Linked DNA regions of Mus musculus: region 2 is linked to region 1. A link is a loop called in an ENCODE intact Hi-C map of the cell type or tissue named here. Cell type or tissue: heart. All regions are shown on one strand.

Region 1 (8,000 bases):
GATCAGAAGGCTAAGGAGGGAAACAAGAGTGTGGAGAAAGCTCAGAGAGGAAGAACGTGCTTACATACTCACACACACTGATAGGTGGATTGCTTACACTGACACTGTAACAATTTAACCAGTAGACTAAGGAAAGTAGAATCACAGACTGCAGCTTTGGTTACAGATACCCCAGATAACAACTGCACCCATGAATAACCAGGCTGATGACTGGAGAACCATCCCATCTCTGTGCAGAGGAACTCTGAGATGGGACACACAGTTAAGAGGAGCACACACCCACTCCAGCAGCCACATGTGGGAAGCAACATATCAGAGGACAGCATGAAATGGGGACTTGTACCTTTGCCGTGACACCTGAGCCCTATGATTCACCATTATGGCTGTTGATAGCACCTATATAGACAGGCTCATCACCCCCATAGTATTCTTTCTGAAACCCATAACCCCAACAAAGCAAGAGAAAACACAGGCCAGTTTCCAAGAGGGCACCCTGAAAAATACCCGAGTAGTATTTTAGTAGCCATGGGCAGCTAAAACAAGGAGACTAAGAGGTGCTGTGGTATCAGGAGGGGCAAGGGAATGTAGGAAACACACAGACTGCGGCTTTTCACTAACAGAGGCAGCACTAGAGTTTATTATGGTGATGTGTTTCATGCCAGTATGGAATGGGAAATGAGGTCCTCTGGGATCTTTTCTGTACTGTTATCTCCTCTGTTGTAAATTTAAACATGTTGAAGATGTAGGACTCTACCACAGAGTTATGGCACCCAGCAGAAACTACCAACCTCCCGCTTTGACCTGTGAGGCCTTCTTCACCAGCACCCAAGTCACATTCCTGGAAGTTCAAGAAGGCAAAACTTCAACTTCAGACTGTGGGGACCAGAAAAACAGATGGGCTAGCCTGCACCTACCTGGTGTAAGAGTCACAACCCTAAGTCTAGACAACTCCTACAGGTTGAGACTTCAGCTAAACTGCATTCCAAAAACGGAGGCACTAGCCTGAGTAGGCAACCCCCTCCCACTCTCCATGCCTTCCTTTGGCATTGCCCAGAGTACACACGTGTGCCCAATTCCTTGTAGAAAGCCCATACTCACCCTGGTCCTTGTCTCTCCAGTCCTGCCAGCCCCTCCACAGCTGAGCCAGGTTCCCCTCCCCATTTCTAGAAATCACTTCCCAGCTGGGTCCACACTGTCCCATACAGAGCCAACTCCAGCCAGCAGGCCCTCCAAAACGGATCTTCTCCAACCTCCCCGTCCTTGGACCCTGTATCTCCCCTTTTGGCTGCCCATCCTCATATCTCCCTCTCTGCAGTCCCTAGACACAGAAGGTAGGTGGGAAGGAAGCACTTAGAGTGAACTGCTGTGGCATCCCAAAGACTTCTGTGCTGGCTACCGCGCCACACTAACACAGCAGCGGTTGTGTAGGTCCAGCTGCTGAGAGGGTCTGCTTGGTAGCAGGCAAGTGGATAATGAAGTTTCTTCAGTTTGAGTAGACTGGGCCTGGTGCCCATACTGATCCCTGGGACACACTACAACTGGCTGGGGTGGACTGGCCCATCTTAAGATGGCCTGAAGGGTCTCAGCTGCTGGGGGAGGTACTGAAAATACCCTAGGCTCTCCGGTTTGTTCCCATCTCCCTCTACCATGGGTTTAGTTACCCCAAAAGAGCCACAAAGCCAGCTGAAGCCAAGCTAAAGGACACCCTGAGGGTCCCTTAATACAGCAAGACAAGATCTGGCCAGAGACTCAGTGAGTCTTCCAGGGTGGCATCTGGCACCAGCTGTGACACACCCCACAGAGCCTGAGAGGGGATGCAGGAACCTGGGAACCTCCACCTTAGCAGTAAGGAGTACAGACCAGTCAAGGCCCAGCCAGGCTGCAGCCCCAGCAGTACCCTCCCTACCTTCTCCAGGCTGGAAATGCAAACCTTCGGCTGAGCCCCTCCACCTGCCGGCTGGATGCTGATCCTCTCTAAGGGCATACTGTGGGGCTAGGGCCACCTCTCGCCACCAAGCACAATGGGGGATGGAGGAGGGGCCCTCAAGGGCTCCATTGTTCCCCCTAGGGTCTGAATCCATGATTGTCCCTGGGGGTGGAGCAGCAGGGATCTAGACAGGCCTGCTGGTCTCCCCAGCCTCCACTTGAAGTCCAGGCAGTTCTGGCTCACCCTTCTAGAGAAACATCTGCAGTTTTGGAGGCAGCCCAGGACTTCCCAGTCTCTCTGGCTACTTCTGCCTGGGTACCTGCCTGCCCTCTTCACACCCACATCCAGTTAATACCCCCAAGTCTGCCCCAGGAGCAGCCTCACCTGGAGATGCACAAGGCAGAGCTGTGGCTGACCACCGGGTGGGGGTAGCTGGCAACAACCACTGCCCTCCCTGCTGGGATTGCTCTCTTGGGCGGAGCCAGCAGCCTGGGCTGGGAGCCCAGAGGAAGAGGGAGGACAGCAGGACCAGACACTCAGAATGTCTCATCGTGGACAGGAGGGGAGGGACATCTCCCTCAGGAATGCTGCACCCTGCTACAACCTCTAGAGCTCAAAATTTGCGATCTTTACAGAAGGCCCAGGACTCTGCCTGCCTGCAGCCCTCACAGGGCTCACCTGCCCTTCCTTGGGTTGGCTGCCTATACCCAAGGCCAAGAACACACAGCACCCACAGCTCCAGGGCCAGCATTATGACCTTAGCTCTTCCCCTGCAGCTGGGCACTTTTGTTCCTGGCAAGTGGTATCTGTCCCTCTGAGTCCCCAAATGGCTCAGAAATACCTCAAAGAGACAGCAGCACTAGGTTGTCTAGGGCTGAGACGATTCCAGCCCATACTGATTGTCCCAGTTGCCTGACTCCCAGGGGAAGAAGTGAACACGAGCAACCCTAGCCAGCATTCTGATGACTAGTGGACCCTGGATGCGGGCAGGGACAAGGGCCACTAGACACCTATGCAGAGCCCCCTTAGCAGCCTTCATCTGGGCTGACCATGGAGGGGCAGAAAGCCAGAGGCCATAAGCCCAGTATGGAGGGCTGTGACACTATAATTCAGTAATTACTTTATTAAGAGGTCAGTCCCGCTCCAGCAGAAGGAACAAGGAAAGGAACACAAATAGTCCAGGGAGATTAGATATGGGTACTCTTTGGAGTCATTCAGCCAGTGAGTCAGCCCACGGTGCAGAGCCACCTTGTGGTCAGACAAAGGGTAGCTCCTTCTACTCCACAGTGGAAGTCTACTACAAGTCCTTGGTGCCCTGGCAAAGTTTCCCCCACCTCCAGGCAAATTTAGACCACAGACATCACTCTGTGGAATGAAGCAGGCCTTCAGGCGTGGCCAGTTCCCTGTGCTTTCTTGATTTCCTGCCAAGGAAGAAGGGAAACAGAAAGTCAGGAGAGGCAGGGAACCAGGGAGGGCTAGGGCTCATATCCTCCCTGGGTTCCCAGGGACTCCGGCTTTGCACCTGTACTTGACCATTCTGGCAACTGGCAAAGCCAGGGCTGCTTACAACACAGCAGGGTGTGAGCCCCGGCAACACAGGGTTTGCTGCGTTCACAGGATGGCTTGTGCAGGGGACTTCCCCAAGACAGGGTAGATGGGAAGGGCCTACCTCAGAGAGCGCCTGCTTCAGGGTTGCATAGGCTTTATCCAGGTCGTCATTGATGATCACCAGGTCAAACAAGCCAGGCTCCTTGCCTGGGGTGAGGCAAGAGACAGATTCAGGAACACTGGGACTTCGGCCCCTGCTGGGCTTGCCCCACTGTTAACAACCTGCTATCTGGCTATGGCTACTGTTGCCGTCACTGTGGTAGGATGGCCAGGGCTGGACAGTACTCTTGCTTCCCCTCTTCTAGAGAACCTCAGCTGGGGGCTGCTCCCATCAAGTCCTGACTTCTGGAGTGTGGACCACTGCCCCTGCCCAGGCCTCTCAGAACCAGCTCTGCCTGGGATGGACTGCCACATAAGGAAACAGCAAACGGTCTCAATGACAGTGTCTGAATGTGGACCAAGCTCAGACCCAGAAGCAAGAGCATAGCTACAAAAAGAGACCTACAACACTTAAGTCAGTAAACAAGTGTGGCCTCTCAAAGGCTCTGCAGACAGCAGTCTCGACCCCTCCATCTTTACCCTTGGTCCTCCCCAATTTCTGGTGGATGGGCTGGCCACGTGCTCAGAAGGTACGAACGGTCTGACTGCACTCACTGCTCTCCATGTCTGTCCGTGCAGCTGCCAGCCGCTTTGCCAGACTCTCCTCAGTCTCAGTGTTGCGCAGTCGCAGTCGTTGCTCCTGAAATACAGGTCCTTGTCAGGTCAGTATTCTGCAGGTCTCAGGACCTGCCCTGCAGGTTTCCCACACCAAGTACCCACCAGCACGTCCAGCGAGGGAGGCTGCACAAAGATGTAGATGGGACACAGATCAGTCTTCTTGATGCTGCGCACACCTTGTAGGTCGACATCTAGCACGCAGATGCGGTTCATGGCCTGCACAGCCCGAACAGCTTCCTTGCTGGGAGCAGGGAAGGGCAGTGAGCAGATAGATGTTCAGTGGATACAAGAGAAGACCTGGCCCTTAAGCCCACAGGAAATACATGCAATGACTGCTAAACCTTGTTAGCTTCTTAAGGCTTTCGAGAGCTTCAGAGAAACTCGGCCCTTTCCACCCCAAGGCCCATTCTGGGCCTGGCCTGGGTAGTGCAGAGGCTCTCGTGAACCCAGCACCTTCTGTACTTTCCAGAACTTCCAAGCATATAGTCAACCCTGTCAGGCCCTCTGACATCACAGCCCTTTGTACCTGTCCTGTAGCCGAAAGCCAAAAAGGTTTGGGCCTGGGCTGCCTGGCACTGCCTACCTCTCCACGTGAGGTGCCTCATGTGGCTCTTTGCCTCGCCAGATGGCTTGAGGACAGATGAGCCTGGGGCATGACTGGGCCTGCTTGTTCCCTGGAGCCTATCAGCTATGCTCAGAGACTAGGGGGTTAGCAAGCCATCCCAGCCCTAGGCGGGAGACTGGGAGGGCACTGTGAGGTCAGAGGTGACATGCTAGAGTGCTTTCTTTTGTTAACAGTTCTGGAATTACCCTGATCCATGAAGCTGGGCCCACACCAAACTCAGCCCACCTTGTCCCGTACAGGTTCCCTGAGAACTCAGCATGCTCAATGAAGTCCCCTGCTGCAATATCACGCTGCATCATCTCCCTGGTCACAAAGTAGTAATCTGGAGAAGAAGAGAGCTTTCCAGAAGGTACCCAAAACCCATCCCTGCCTGGCCTGGCCCCTCTCCACCCTACACAGGACTGCTATGGCCAGATCTAGGCTGGAACAGATACCACTGTCCCCATTGTCTTTGCTGAAGGATTGGAAATGGCCAGGTTCCATACACCAGGCAGGAAGAAGGTTCAGCCTTCACTATGATGCAGACTCTAATCAAGCTGTGAACCCAACAGCAAGAGAGATTCTCCTGCTGGGGATGAAGCTGTTACAGCCAAGGCACAAAGCAACCTTACCCCTTCCCCCTACCCCCACCCCAACACTCATTAGCTGGTGCCCAAAACCCCTGAATTAGCAGGCCGGCTCACCTTTGCCATCTTCTTCACCAGGTCGTGGGTTCCTTGTAGTATCTAGGAAAAAAACAAACAAAATTATCACACACTGAAGGGATCTACAAACCTCCCCCTACCCAGGTCTTCCCTTGACGGCCTGCTCCGTCCTCTGGTTATGTAACAACGGGTGGTGCTCACAGCCAGTGGGCAGCCCAGACCAGATCTCAAGAGGTCACTGGGGCCAAGATGCTTACTCTAGATGGAGGCCTGGGAAGGGAGAGGGTAATGGGGATGAGGAAGGTGAGGAGAGCATCTGCTAGATCAGGTGTGTGCATCTGGGGACTCTAGGAACAGTCCTGTGCTGGGACAGCCTCTGAGCTCCTCGCCCTTCAAGGTCTGGAGGCACTCACGAGACACGCTGAAGCCGAAGATGCTGCTGTGCTCCTGGAACAGCTTCTTGAGCAGAGTGCTCTTCCCTGCCCCTGACGGCCCGCTCAGCACTACTGGCCTAGGTCCTGCCATGCCTGTGGGTGGAGGGATATCATAGACATGAGTGGGGTTACCTTCACCGGTGCCCTGGCATTCTGTTCCATAGGAGACAGTGACGTGAAGGCCAACATCCTTATATACTGTGAACTCTCCTCACAACACCAGTCAACTGGCAAGATGGCAAACACAGGCAGCAGGAAGGCTGACAGGATTCCAATATCCAGCCTCACCCACACCCAGCAGGATGTCCACAGGCCAAGTGACCCGGAACCAGACAATGCAGCACACTGGCCCCACCCCATAGAGGCTGCCCTTCAGAATCTGACTTCACACTGCTGCCTGAGCTTTGACTCCCTTAAATGGCCTGCCCACAGGTGTCCCAAGTCTGAAATAGGAATGTCCCTGTCCCTACAGACATCCTCAAGTCTGTTCAACCCAAGCCAATTTGGGAAACTTCCCACTAGACACGCAACCATCTCTGACTTGTTTAGGAAGGACAATCTGCTGACAAGAGTTGGACGAGCACCCCCTAGCCTCCCAAGGGCAACGTGAGTGCAGCTCAGGGTGGGCCATGGGTCCGGGCTGCCAGGGAGGAGCACCCGCTGTAGGTATGAAAGCCCAGCAGGAACCTCCTCCATCAGGCTATCTGGGACTTGCGCTTCCTTCCTTGAAGTTCCGATGGCATCGCCTTAGTACCAGCTGATCCCCCTGCTTCCAGGCTCATGCCTGAGCAGACACAGCCCCACCTCACTGTCAGCTGTGGTCCTCCAGCCAGGAGTCTGAGCAGGTCAGTTACACGTCAAGAACCCCGTCTATAAAGGCCCTCCTGACTCCCCAGGATGGCACCCACCTACTTGATGTGTTGCAGCCTCCATGGTAGCCTGGGAAGAGTCAATGGCTGCTCTGCACTGAGGGCTAGGGGGACTAATCTCTGCCAAGCCTATACCCCGCCCTTCTGAGCAATAAATCCCTCGGGCACCAGCCCTGCCTGCACTGTGACATCAGCCCTGTCCTCCCACTCTGCAGGAAGGATGGGGCAGTTATTTGTCCTGCTCCCGAGATCTGCGCCTACACCTGTTCAAACAACCAGGTCAGCATCTGAGTGCACCGGGAGACCAGGAAGAGCCACCCCGGCACTGAGTACTGAGAGACCTGAGCTGCTGCTCTCTTCTGAGGTCTAGGCAGAGGGAGACCAGGGAGGGTATTGGGGAGCTGCTGTCTGTCAACCCAAGCACCTTTGACTTAAAGACACAGGCTACAGGAAGGGCACCAGCTTAGAGAGGAATTGTGTTCTTAATCCCCAATGTAGGCCATGAAGTAATCTTACAAAAGCAGTGTTGCTGGTATTCTATCAGATTCTATCCCACAGAAACACAAGTACTGTATGTAGGGTACACGTGCATGCACATGCATGCCACACACGTACAATGAAGATGCACACATGCGCACATGCACTTGTCCCTGAGAAGAACATAAGACCACCTATCAAAAAGACAGAAAAGGGACCTAGGGAAATTTACCAAGGATCACCAGTGCTGCCTCTCAATAAATCTGCTCCCTTCTGCCTTTCTCCAGAATGCTTACCGGCCAATCACACTGACCACTCTATGCCCTTTCCTTCCGGGCTCCAGCCCACCCAACTCAACACCAACTTCTCATTGGCATAGGCATCCCTTTCCCTAGTCATCGAGCCAGCCCTGCTGCTTCCACCGTGGCCTGGCCTTAGGGTGTGCGCTGCAAACCACACAGCCCAGCTCCTGCGAAGCTCCTTCCCCTCTGTCTGTATCAGGCACTCAGGCAGAGAGTGCCCCAAGGTGCTGCACAGCCTCAGATGCCCTGTGAGGGCACAGGTTGTGACCTGCAGCTGCCAATATGGGTTCTACATCTGCACTTTGCAAACAGCCATTTCTGGAGCTGTTGGTTCCCTTGAGCGTCAAAGGAGCTCAAGGCAGTGCTCACGTGGGGCTCGGAGAGGCTCACCACATAG
Region 2 (8,000 bases), 220 kb before region 1:
TTCTGAGCCATACAAAAAGGGTGGTGTTCAGAGATGACCGGCATGGAGACTAACCGGCTTGATCAGAAATCAAACTGGGAGGAACCCGAGATGGTTAACTGAACTGCATTAGTGGAGGGCTGAGGGGAATAGCCTGAATAAGCCTGTGAGGTTAACACAGAAAACTTTACCTCTCCTTTGTAGTGGAATCACTCATTAATGCCAATGTTAAATACATAAATTACTCCTAGGGTGTGCATATAATATAAGTATGCAACTGAAGAGTTTTGAAGCCCATTATGTCTCCAAGCCCAGGGATGGGGGAGCAGGGGAGGGCAAGGAGGCAGAGGGGAGGTAGAGGGGGGCAGGATGGGGGGGTGGGTGAGTCTAAAGACTGTTTGTGTAGCCTTGGCTGTCCTGGAACTCCCTCTGGCCTCAAATTCAGAGATGAGCCTGCCTCTGCCTCCGCCTCCCGAGTGCTGAAATTAAAGGCAGGGATCACCACCTCCCAACTTTGAGTTGCTAATTTCTAAATTGCCCCCTTTTCATTTTCCTAGCCTCAATCCATGCAAACCCGACCACATTTTCCCTGCATTCCCCACCTGAGTCTCCACCTAATCTCTTTGCCCTATTGATCTATTTATTGGTCCCACAAATATGGTCTAGCGAAGCCATATTTCTGTCACCGCCCCCTTCTCCCTGGCTCCACCCTAAGCAACGAAGCCCCCGCCTCCTCCCTTCGGTGTAGCAGCCTCAGCCCCGCCCCCGCGGCATCTCTGCCAAGCAACCTGCCTGCGTGAGTTGACGCCACAATGGCCCTCTGCCCCAGCTCCTGGTCTTCCCTAGTGCTGTAGCACAAACCCAGCCTTTCCCCCATGCGGCGCACTTGCCCCTGGCACCTGGCGCAGTGCAAGGCTCCTTCCTTGTGAGTAACCACCGTCCAGAGAATTCGCTCGCTCACTCACTGTCTGGGTCGAGACTAGGGGGTTCCTTCTCCTGTCCCCACCAAAGTCAAACCATAAGCTTCAAACCGTGGACCACTCTGATTACGTGGGTCTCCTGGATGAGCCCTCATTGACCTTAGATGACCCAAGAACCCTGATGTCTGTCTCTGCTCTAGGGAAGCCAGGGCCCTTTGGCCCTGGTTCTGACTAGGTGGTCAGACTAGGTCAGACTAGGTGGTTCTGACTAGGTGGTGAGACTCTTGAGATTGGGTCGGGAGAAGGTAATGCCCTGTGCTCTGCTCATAGAAAGTTCAGATGAAATTAACATGGCAGCCACTCTGGAATATCCGAAGATGCTTGGCTTTCAGGATTCAGAGGAGAGAACAAGATGGGGAGCACTGAGAGTCGACCTCATTCCCAAATTCTCAAAAAGGACCTTGGGAAGCAGAATTAGGGGCAGTTCAGGGTCTCCACCGCCTGCGTTAGCAGGACTTGGACTTGAGGGATGCATGCATGTGTGTTCTTGTGCACGTGTGCATGCTGTATGTGCCTTCAGAGTGCATCCATGTTCACATGCCTGTGTTTGTTGTGGTGTGTAAGTGGGCTTGCACGTTTTCTGTGTGGATGTGTGCATGTGTAGTTACAAACATTTTTACCCATGTGCAAGCTTGTATATGTATCTGCATGTCTACATGCAGGCCCTGTACTTGCGTATGAATGTGCTGGTGTGTCCATGTGTCTATATGGAACCCCTGTATCTGTGTTTTGTTGTATCTTTTCTGCATTGCACCTTAACTGAAAGGATTTCTATTCCTTTCTAAGTTTCTTTGTTTTACCAGGGGTGAGTTAAAGACATAGTTCTGACCCTTGACTATTGCAGCCTTTTGGGTAGAGATGTGGCTCCAGGGCAGACATAGGACTTACTTGACAGCAAACACAGCAGAACAGCTGGGAGTCCCCAAAGGCCCAGGAGGGAGCTCGTAACTAAGCTGACCCAGACGCCAAGCCCAAGCTTAGCAACTGAGGTTCAGGGGTCTGGCTAGCATTTGGTCAGTGCCTTTGTATTCCACATTTGGACAGCAGCTTTTGTTCCCATCTGTGGATCAGCAGAGGAGGCACTTGTGCTATGCTGTACAGGGGCCCCAGGGGAGTTGAGCAAGGCGCCATTCTGGGATCCTGCTCGCCAAGGGCTTACAGTGGAAGCGCTCCCCTTGTTTCTCCCCAGGAGCCATGGATGCGGTGGAGCTTGCCAGACGGTTACAAGAGGAGGCCACATGTTCCATCTGCCTTGACTACTTTACTGATCCTGTGATGACTGCCTGTGGCCACAACTTCTGCAGAGAGTGCATCCAGATGAGCTGGGAGAAGGGGAAGGTCAAGAAAGGGAAGAAGAAGCAGAAGGGCTCCTTCCCCTGCCCCGAGTGCAGGGAGATGTCCCCTCAGAGGAACCTGAGGCCCAACCGCCTCCTGACAAAAGTGGCTGAGATGGCCCGCCAGCACCCTGGGCTGCAGAAGCGAGACCTGTGCCAAGCACACCAAGAACCCCTTAAGCTGTTCTGCCAGGATGACCAGAGCCCCATTTGTGTGGTCTGCAGGGAGGCCCAGGAGCACCGGATGCACAGGGTGCTGCCTCTGGATGAGGCTGCAAGGGAGTATAAGGTGAACGCAGGGTCAGGGGTTGCAAGTCCAGGAGGGGGAGTGGAAGTTCAGGCAAGTTGGCCTCAATGTAAACCTTCATTTCATAATAAGAGCACTGGCACTAACAGAGGGGGGGGGGGACCGTCTAGAGACAGCCACAACAGGAGGAAGTATCCTTTGCCTCCAGAACAAAATAGGTGTGTGACTCATCCACATGTTCCCAGGGATGGTCTACAGTAGCCACGTTTATTAACTAACGAGTGGCAGGCAAAGGTAAGAACACATAGTGAGTAGCAGATAGTCAGTACATAGATGGCAAAGTGTAATCAAATGAGTTTACGAAGTCCAGCAGAAACAATTGAGGGAGGAGCCTGATCAAGAGAGAAAAGGCAACATCATCGAATAAGGGTCAGCAGAATTGACTAGGCAAGTTGAGGCAGTCAGCTGCAGAGGCTTTTTGGTTTGGTTTGGCTTGGCTTGGCTAACTGAGCTCTCTCTCTCTCTCTCTCTCAATGTGCTTCTGATGACTGAAATTCTGGCTTCTCTTTAACACTAGATACATTTTTACATCACAGGATAAACAATAGTTACCTCTGTTGGGAGTGGCTTGTCTTTTTTAAAATTTATTTATTTATTTATTATATGTAAGTACACTGTAGCTGTCTTCAGACACTCCAGAAAAGAGAGATCTCGTTATGGATGGTTGTGAGCCACCACGTGGTTGCTGGGATCTGAACTCAGGACCTTTGGAAGAGCAGTTGGTGCTCTCAACCCACTGAGCTATCTCACCAGCCCCGGGAGTGGCTTGTCTTATAGTTGTTTCTAAGCACACAACATTTTTACTCTTGGGCTATTTTGCTGTTTGTTTTTTACTCCGACCTGTTACATCAGAGTTAGGGGAGAAGCCAATCTCAGGACAAGGGGCTTTCAAGGGCACTTTCGACAAACATGCCTGGGTGTAAAATAGATGTGAGTGGGTGGGGGTGGGGCTAACCCTGCTTCCAGAGCCAGCTTCTCAGTGAGCTCAAGCCGCATAGACAGTTTACCAACACAGTGTACATACATCACCAGGAGCTAACCTCCAAAGCCCAGGTCAAGAGAGGCTCATTTCCTGGCCGCTGGAATGGGAAGCTAGACCACCCTGTCTGTAGGAGGATCTCTGGGGTCGTCAGTACAGCTGCAGAGACTGCACTCCAGATGTGGGCAGAGGTGGGGTCTGCTGACCGGAGGCCTGTTTGTGTGTCCAGCTCAAGTTGGAGGAGGACATAAAATATCTACGGGAGGAGATGATGAAGACGGAGACACTGCAAGCCAAGGAGGAACAGACCTTAACTGAGTGGCAGGTAGGTGCCCAATGGCTGCTGTTCCACCCTGTGTGCCTATACCTATCCTCATCTGTGACAGGAAAGTGCCTTTCAGGGCTTCAAGGAGGAAAAGGGTTCCTGTACTCTGCAGGTTCGGTGCCTGACCTACAAATTGAGCCAACACAACAGGTGAGCAGGATTTTTAAAGTGAGCCTCAGGTGAAGCCTGCTAGAACACCTGAAGTCTGCCAGAGAACAAAATAACAACACATTAAAAAATTTTTTTGACGGGTGCTCATAAATTCAGGTTAGCCTTGAACTCATAGGCTTAAGTAATCCTCCTGCCTCAGCCTCCCCAATAGCTATGTGTACTGGCAAGCACTACTGCACCTGGATGGTTCAAACAATTGTTTTTAAAAATTATCCTCGGGTTGGTAAGATGACTCAGCAGGTAAGAGCACTGACTGCTCTTCCAAAGGTCCTGAGTTCAAATCCCAGCAACCACATGGTGGCTCACAACCACCCGTAAAGAGTGCTTTAACACTAGATACATCAGGTGATCTGATGCCCTCTTTTGATGTGTCTGAAGTCAGCTATAGTATACTTATGTATAATAAAAAAAATAAATAAAATTATCCTCATTTTATGTGTATTGGTATTTGCCTGCATGTATATATGAATAATGTGTATGCAATGTCCAGCAAGGCCAGAAGAGGGCATCAGATCACCTGGAACTATGGCTTAGGAAGGATGTGAGGTGAATGTCTAGGTGCCCTAAGCCATCTCTCCAGCCCCCTTTTAAAAGAATCTTGTTATTTAGATCTTAAATAGCTCTATTTCTTCATTCTAGAAGCCTGTTCCATAACATAGATGTGGGCTGTATCTTTGATTTAAAAAACTGAGAAAGGCTGCAGGTGGTCCTTTCATTTCAAAGTTATCTCCCTTGTAAAGTGGGATCAGGAAGACATTAGTTTGTTAACCATAGATTATCTTAGGTAATCTTAGGTTGGGCAAAGGCTGACTTCTTCCTCTTCACAGGAAACGGCCTGCTCGGGTCTGGGGGATGCGGCTTTGCTGGTGCTTATTTGGAATCCCAGAACTCAAGGAGGCAAAAGCAAGGCCTGTTAGTCCAGAGTCAACCTGAACTATGTAACCAGTCCCAGAATACCCAGAGCTATGTGGGAAAAGCCTCTCTCAGAGGGAAGGAAGGAAAGATAAACAAGTGCATAAAACATGAGGGGGGCAGGTATTTAAGAAGTTTGTCTGCTGTCTTTGAAACTCTTGATTTCTTACTATTTTTGAACAACAGCTTTAGGGACATGGGTAACTCCAAAATCATTTTAGCCTGGTCATTAGGAGTCCCCCGTCCTTTTTTATGAATCATGCCTGTGTCTTTCTTTGAGGTTGCATGTTCTAAGCCCACTGACACCAGGACACATGGACATTTGAATGTATGGGTGTTATTACTCAAGGCCTGTTAGGGTGCAATAGGGATGGTGTGGAGAGTCTTGGTCAAAAGTCTGGCTTCCCCAACTTTTCCTAAGAATTCTAGGTCACCGGTTGTCCCAGAATTGCTGTGTGGCAACCCTGAAGGAAATCCCTCCTTTCTGAATCCATCTCATAGCCAGTTTGGGGTTCCCCCATTCCATTTCGACAGGAGAGAGTGAAAGAGCGGAGAGAACGCATCCTGGAGGAGTTTCAGAAGGTGGTCTTGTTTCTGGTGGAAGAAGAACGGAGGATCCTCCAGGTCCTGAAGAAGGAGGAAGAGGACACCTTAGGGAAGCTGCAGGACAGCAAGGCCTCCCTGGACCACCAAAGCCGCTCCCTGGACCTGATCCTGTTGCAGCTGGAGGAGCGGAGCCAGCAGGAGCCCCTCCAGATGCTGCAGGTGAGGCCAGAGGTTGCTGAGGCGCTCCTGTCTTTGGGATTTTCTGTGTTGCCACAAACCCGTGGGTACACCAGGAGGTGGGGTGTGGCCTGAACACGTGCACCCATGGGTACACCACGAGGAGGGGTGTGGCCTGAAGATGTGCACTCAGCCCAGGGGCTTGCAAAACAAACACAGCCTGACAGAAAGGATGAGGCTGGGCTGATATTTGAAGGTCACTAGCCTGTCTTGTCCCAGCGCTACACGGTGCCTCACAGCAAACAGTCCACATTGTCCACAGTATACACACACACACACACACACACACACACACACACACACACACACACAAAGGGAGAGACAACAAATACTTTCTTAAAAAGCGGTTTTGGCCCAGGGTTCTGGAAGTCCAAGAGCATGCTACCGCCCACGGCTCCACTTCTGCTCATGACATGACATGACGTAACAGCCCGCCAACACCTGCCAGAGTGAACAAGGGTAGACTGACTTCAACACCCTTTCTCGTCTCCGTTCACCATGGAGGACCTGTGGCCTAATTAACTCTTAAGGGCCCTCCCACACTCTGCTCAATACCGTGACACTAGGAATTAAACTCCAACCTGATGTTGCTGGGAACCTAACATAGCTAGCCAAGGCAGGTGGGCCATTGTAGTTTTCTAGGCCAGGGGTGCTTCTGTAGATTCTGGCTTCTAGAAAATCTCCAGGGACCCTAGGCTGTCACCCCCAGCCCCTCCGCCATCCACGCCCACTGTGCTCCCTGACACCCTAACTGCATCAGCAGCTACCAGAGGTCTGCAGAGGAGGAAACTGCTCCCTCCTTATCCACAGCTTAATCCCCAGATGGCTTCATTTTTGCTCAACCTGAAAATATCAAAGGAGAAAATCCAGACGTAAACAGTCATCAAGTTTTAAACTGCATGCTATTCTGAGGAATATGATAAAATCCACCTGGGCTGGGAGGGAGGCATCCCTTTGTTCAATATCTCTATGCTTCGTGTTATCAGCAGTGACTGTCTTGGCTATCAAAGCTACTGTGAGGTGCTCTGCAGGTGTGCATGAGGAACATTCACAGGAGCAGTGAGGCTAGCCGAGTTCTGTTGCCTCAGAGACGCTTGATCAGCCAGCAGTAGAGTGCTTGCTTAGCAGGGAGGGGCCCAGCCTCCTTTAAGTGAAGCTCTGTGAGACTCAAGGGCCAAGGTTGCTTAATGATTTGTGAGCACAAGCTCGCCATGGTTCACTGTTAGAGATGGCTCTGTTCTATTGTGTTAGCATTCTCTGTGCCAGACGCATAAACAGTATCACAACACACACACATACACAAAAGCACGGTATGTGAAGGACTTCTGACTCGGGGTTTACTGGATTCTAGGGAGGAGGCGTGGGGAAAGAGCAGGGTGGTGTGGCTCAGTGATAGTGCTTGCTTAGCAGGGGTTCTGCCCTCTGTCTCCACTACCTTAAGTGCTGATCATGGTTCCCAGGACTTGGCCTCCTCTCCGCTGACCAGACCTCAGGCTTGCGACCGTGGACTGAGGGAAATGCTTAGGGTCTGCCAAGCAGGAGTGAAAGGGAAGCTTCCAGGAAGAGTACAAAGTTGTTATCTGACAAGGGACTGTCCAGCTGAGGACATGTCCCAAAGTAGCGGGCAACAGAGGTAGCTTTGACACCAACAAGCAGGACCAGCTCTGAACTCTCCTCTCTGTTGCTTACAGGATGTGAAGGACACCTTGAACAGGTACTGTCACCCTCAATAGAGGTAGTGGGGGACGTGGGGGAGGGCAGAGCACACGGAGAGGCAGAGGGGACATGAGTCTGTATTCCCTGGAGGAAGGAGAGCTTCAGCGTGCAGTACCCAGAGGTGGTCCTCCCCGCGGCTATCAAGACCTTGTGCAGAGTTCCAGGACAGATAGAGGTGCTCAAAAGCTTCCAAGGTAAGTGGAGACCCGGGTCTCCAAGGACCCCAGTTGTCTGGGCACTGCTCTGCCTTACCCGGATGCCACACAGGACCAGCGCTTCCAACTAGAAATTAGTGTCTCAAACTGTACTCACCATCTTTCTAAGCCTGACTGCTGAAATAAGTTTGCCCCCATTTAGCCCTGGTGACTCACCATCATCAATATCCACGGGGATTTGTAGTGTAGAACCCTTGGGTAACCCCAACCGGTTGGAACTGGTGGAGGGGAGGCTTTTGGGTGGATATGGAAAAGAGCCATTTAGCCACTGTGTCTGTCACACCCCGCCCATCTTGAGG

What was found. A loop is a pair of places that touch in the nucleus more often than their neighbours do. Peaks named below come from ENCODE experiments on the same cell type or tissue, not always from the same donor. Only the 100,000 strongest peaks of a DNase experiment are listed, where the experiment ranks them.
Region 2: it touches region 1 in a loop (2.0-fold over the local background); 11 of 42 quality-filtered maps call a loop at or near these places.

What each region holds. Positions count from the first base shown.
Region 1 is chr11:59,180,840-59,188,839 of GRCm38, forward strand. It overlaps Gjc2 (gap junction protein, gamma 2), which reads right to left and starts at 1,987. Exons shown (of 2, transcript NM_175452.4): 1 at 1,907-1,987. Guk1 (guanylate kinase 1) reads right to left here. Exons shown (of 8, transcript NM_008193.3): 2 at 5,935-6,048; 3 at 5,561-5,602; 4 at 5,103-5,199; 5 at 4,355-4,493; 6 at 4,190-4,274; 7 at 3,597-3,682; 8 at 3,016-3,348. The coding sequence ends at 3,313. In heart, a CTCF peak has its summit at 3,179 (motif pointing left); DNase peaks (open chromatin) are centred at 2,132, 2,262, 3,202, 4,842 and 1 weaker place; H3K27ac peaks cover 1,662 bases.
Region 2 is chr11:58,962,966-58,970,965 of GRCm38, forward strand. It overlaps Trim17 (tripartite motif-containing 17), which reads left to right and starts at 816. Exons shown (of 7, transcript NM_031172.3): 1 at 816-904; 2 at 2,149-2,582; 3 at 3,809-3,904; 4 at 5,522-5,752; 5 at 7,462-7,484; 6 at 7,577-7,680. The coding sequence starts at 2,154. In heart, a CTCF peak has its summit at 4,567 (motif pointing right); DNase peaks (open chromatin) are centred at 826, 2,236 and 5,786; H3K4me3 peaks cover 510 bases; H3K27ac peaks cover 937 bases; H3K27me3 peaks cover 1,446 bases.